2 separate regions of the Homo sapiens genome follow, and region 2 is linked to region 1. The links are chromatin loops, found by intact Hi-C in ENCODE. Cell type or tissue: GM12878. All regions are shown on one strand. Region 1 has its middle 95 kb from the start of LINC01375. Region 2 has its middle 8.4 kb from the start of PANK1.

What was found. A loop is a pair of places that touch in the nucleus more often than their neighbours do. Peaks named below come from ENCODE experiments on the same cell type or tissue, not always from the same donor. Only the 100,000 strongest peaks of a DNase experiment are listed, where the experiment ranks them.
Region 2: a loop joins it to region 1, with 3.0 times the contacts of the local background. A loop is called at or near these places in 2 of 110 quality-filtered maps.

The regions. Positions count from the first base shown.
Region 1 is chr10:90,050,745-90,053,244 of GRCh38, reverse strand. No RefSeq gene overlaps it. Among named protein-coding and RNA genes, the nearest start is that of LINC01375, 95 kb to the right of the region's middle. RefSeq lists an enhancer at 1,672-1,721. In GM12878, no CTCF peak of the experiment used is centred here; DNase peaks (open chromatin) are centred at 664, 1,554 and 2,046; H3K27ac peaks cover 1,650 bases.
Region 2 is chr10:89,652,402-89,654,901 of GRCh38, reverse strand. No RefSeq gene overlaps it. Among named protein-coding and RNA genes, the nearest start is that of PANK1, 8.4 kb to the right of the region's middle. In GM12878, no CTCF peak of the experiment used is centred here; DNase peaks (open chromatin) are centred at 1,421 and 2,409; H3K27ac peaks cover 1,268 bases.

The DNA.
Region 1 (2,500 bases):
ACCACCTGGTGATGGGGCACTTTGTGAACCCCAGAATATGACTGAGGGTATCCAGAACACCAAGTGCAGTAGGAGCTACACAAATTCAAGATTTGAGGGTCGTGAGTGGCATGAAATTAAAAGGGACAACCGAGGTCATCAGGATAGATGCAGAAATGGAAAAAACTACACAATTATTTCTTCTCAAAAGTGGAGAACACCTCTTTAGGTAGAGCCCTGGGTTGAAGGATCTGAGACTGATTAGCAAAACTGGAAAACATTCTCAGAGGCTTCAATTTGGAAGTGACTGAAAAAAGGTATTTATTATTTGGATATGTAATGAAATCAGTGGTTTTTTCCTAGATTAAGCTCTTAAGAAATTCAGAAATATCCATAAAATATTCCCATCCAAAAGACAGGGCTCTAGCCTAAGGAAAGATGACAGTAAACAGCAGCCTAACTGAGCAGGATCAGAACACTGGGGACTAAAAAAGAGAGAAGGCTTCCTCAGAGGGGTAGAAGCCCAGAGAACACAGATCCTAGAAAGTCTCAAAGTCACATCGCAGAGAATATAGTGTTAGGGACAAACAGCACAGGCTGAGGCAGAACAATTATCTGAATCAGACGTAATGTTAAGAGACTAAGAAGTGGCTACAGAGAGTCATGAATTGAGTCTTTCAAGCTAATAAGAGAGGAGAGAATCCTCAATATGAAGCTGTGAAAACCACCCTGACCTCTTACCCCTCCCAGAGGAACCTTCTCATAGTAGCCCAGGAAAACCCATTCCATTCAAACATGAAAAAGAAAAAGGGATATGATCGAACACTTTATGAAGTTATTAAAAGGCATAAAAAGTTGAAAATCTCATAATGTTTCACAAGGCAATAAGAACATACCAACAATAAGTATGACTTTAAAGCAGATGAAAACCTCTTACCTATTTTTTAATGAGCTAAAATAAAGAAAATAATTGAATCTTTAAAAATCAGCAAAAATCAGAAAGAGAATAGTTCAAAAATGACATCTCTAGACAACAGGAATAAGGTAAAGGATAATTACTGAAATTTTCAAGAGTATTAAAAATATATTTCAGATTAAGATCAAATTACAAGAAATACAAAACAAACACAAACACAAGAGGAAGTAAATACAATCTATAGCAACGAAAGGAAATAAATTACAGAAAATAGATAAGTAAAAGAAAATTCACATAGATATTTCCCTTTTTTTTTGCAAGATGACAGACTAGAAGCTTTTAATATGCCTCAGCCACTTGAAAATAGCAAGATAGTGCATAAAGATCAACTCTCTGAGCTTTAATTCAGAAAACGGGAATCTACCAGAATCCTGAAGGCTATCACAGATCCCAGGGAGGCAAACAGCCCCGTGACAGCATTCAGCTGATAAAAAAGATTGTGGTGCAGCAGGGCTTTCTCTGTTTGATGCCTAGGCACATCTCCAAGGAATCCAAGCACCCACTTACCCAGAATAGCAGCCTGAGCTTCCCCACCCTTCCTGTGCAGAGATTGTGGTAAAGCAGGGCCTCTCCACTTCATGCCCAGGCAGATCTCCAGGCACTCAGAACACCCACTCACCTGAAACAGAAGCCTGAGCCAGCTCACCCCTCCTGTGCAGAGACCATGGTGAAACATGGCCCTCTCTTCTCCACATCCAGGCATATTTTCCAGCAGTCAGAGCATCTGTTACCAGCCTGAGCTGCCCTACCCTTCCTGGGCAGGGATTGTGGTGTAGCAGGGCCATCTGCACAGCCAGGCAGGTCTCCAGGCACCTGAAGCACCCACTCTCCTGGATTAGGGGTTTAGGCCACCCCCATACCCATGCAGATAACTTGGAGCTGAGGAGGTTTCTCAGCTCCACATCTGGGCACACCTCTGAGTACTTGGTGGTCACCCACTTGATTCTTCCTCAGCACTGGTGCACATGTCTGCCATTGGGGGACCTATAAATAGGTCTGCCCAGTCTGGACCTGCTGATGATGTTCCCATGTTTTCCCAAGGCTGAGCAGGGATCTCAGACTACTGTGCACTCCACAGATCAGCCCATTGCCTGAGGTAATGAGAGCTTCTCCTAGTAAACAAGAGTCAAGTATGTACACAGACACATTGGCCACAGCTGGTTCTTACCCATAAGTGCTATGTATTGCCTTGTAGATTGAACCACACATCCCAATATAAAATCTGCTGAAAGAAATGCATAGAGTTATAGAAGTAAAGCCAAACAACCCTACCCAACATTCTGTACAATCACACACCCCAAGGAGGGAGGACTAGGGGAATAAAAGGGAAAAAAAAATCATGTTATAGGGAAAGAAAGAAAAAGAAAAAAATTCTACTCACATGAAAATAATTACAAAAAATTAGCAATACCAGCATCTCCGGATGAGAAGAAACCACCACAAGAATTCTGACAACATGAAAAATCTGAATGTAGTGACACCACCAAAGGATTACACTAGCTCTTCAGCAATGTTTCCTAACCAAAATAGAAACTCATAAATGAC
Region 2 (2,500 bases), 400 kb after region 1:
CCTGGGGGCGGATCCCTCATGGTTTAGTGCTGTCTTCATGACAGTGAGTTCTCGTGAGATCTGGTCATTTAAAAGTTTGTAGCACCTCCCTCCCAATTCTCTCTCTCCTGCTTGCTCCTGCTGTTGCCATGATGTGCCTGAGCCCCCTTCACCTTCTGCCATGATTGAAAGCTTCCTCAGGCCTCCCCAGATGCCGAGCAGATGCCAGCACCATGCTTCCTGTAAAGCCTGCAGAACCATGAACCAATTAAAACTCTTTCCTTTATAAATTACCCAGTCTCAAGTGTTTCCTTATAGCAATGCAAGAATGAACTAATACATACATAGAGCAAGGCATGGATGGGCGACTACCCTCCCAGCACCTTTATGTGTTCAGCAACCTGGGAGTTCATTAAATTGCATTATTCAAGAGTTCTAGAGAGCTTAATCTCTAGCCCCCACCCCTTTCCTGGAGGTTGGTGGGTGAGGCTGAAATTTCCAACCCTCTAATTCCCTAATCACTTGATTTTTCTGATGTCTGGCCCTATCCTGAGTCTATCACAGGGGGCCCACCACAAGTCAACTTATTAGCATAAAGTCAGGTATGATAAAAAGAGGCCATTATGAATAACAAAACACTCCTTTTTTTCCCCACACTCCGGGAAATTTTGAGTGTTTCAGGATCTCTGACAGGAATTGGGACAAAGACCAAATATATTTTGTTTTATACCACAGTAAGTTCTGGAGCCATCCAGACCTGTGTTCAAATGTCAGTGACACTATTATCCACTGTGTGAACTTGGATAAGCTAATGAGCCTCTATAAGCTCCAGTTCCCTAATCTGGAATATGAGGATAATAATAGTACCCAATTCACATGGCTATTGTGATACTTATTTTAAAAAAATGATATTTATAGTGTGCTTAGGACAGTATATGGCACATGAGGATTTAATACATGTTAGATAATATGACTGTTATAATTTTGCTAAACTCAGCTCCATTCTTGAAATTATGTCCAATACTTGGGGTCATTCTGATTACAGCCTATCAAATTTCTAGGCAGCCATGCACCATCCCCCTCCATATCATAATTAGTAGGTGCTCAAAAAATATTAGTGCCTAACAGGAAGTTTATTCACGTGGGGTGCGTTTCACTCCTGCACACACAGTTATTACTGGTAGTGGCAGCTGCTGATGCTATATTTTCCCCTCTTTGTTGACCAAAATAAAACGAAAAAAAAAAATAGACAACAAGAGTATCTTGGGTATGTGTTTGAAGAAAGTACTCCATCACGAGAGAGAAAGAATCGTAAAGAGAAAGGGATTACTCTCATGTGGTCAATTTGAGAAAGCGCAAGAACTGGGCTTGGCTTCAGCTTGCCCCCAGTAGAGCATTCTTTCATACATTCCCACTGACCACAAAACCCACACCACTACCTCACTGATGCTATACCTGCTAACTCCAAGGCTTTAGTCACACAAAGAACACAGCCATTCTTCTTTGCTCTCATAATGTTTAACCATGTCTTTTACTTACAGAATTTCAGAAACTGGCTTTGGGGGATCCAAAATCAAACCAAGGTTGCAGAGTGTCCTACCTGGGAAGGAATGCCGAAAATCTGATTTAAACCCTCTTTGCTGCTCCCAGATAACCAGTTGGCCCATTACTCAAGAAAAACATAGCAACGCGCTATGCTACATACCCTACCCCTCACATGCTTTGTCCAGCCCAGCCTGCATATCTTACCCCTATTGTCAATTCCAGCACTTTGTCTCATAAAAAATCCCTACCAGCTCTTTTTCAGAGAGTCACCAGAAGGTCCTTGTGCCTCTGCTGTCTCCCTTGCACTCAAGCACAAACACCAGATAAAAGCCTTGTCTGAGGAATCTGCTTGGCTCCATGTTAATTTTTATTACATGGGGAGCCTCTGGTCTGTAACAAATTATTGTGAAAGACTGATGATTAGACAAACTGGCCTAAACTTTCTCCAATGGTTTGTTCCAGTGAATAATTTTCCTTACACTTGATTTGCCCTACTGGGGGGATAGGTTCAATTCATTCTTTCAATCAACAAGTATTTATGAATTACCTACCATATTTATGATATGAGATACACTGTGAATACCTCTTCTACATCTACTCCAACCTTAATTAACTTCTATTCAATATTCAGAACTCAGTTTAAATACCACTTCCTCTGATGAAACTTATATTTAGGCCAGGTCAGCCTGGTATGTACTCTCATGGCACTAGGGGGTCTTATATTTTATGCATTTTGAAGTATGCACTAATGTCTTTGCTTTTTTGGTGAGTGTGTGCTTAAGGCCTGTCTTTTCTGTAACACAGATGAAGACAGGGACTTTGCTTTTGCTCAAGATTGTAACTCTGGTACTTATCTTCGTACTTAAGTGAGAGGCTCTGATGAATGAGTTATCAGAATCTCACTATAACACTACTCACCAAAGTACTTTTTGTTTGTGGTAACCTCTGACTGCCAGGGGCACCTACAGAAAGTATG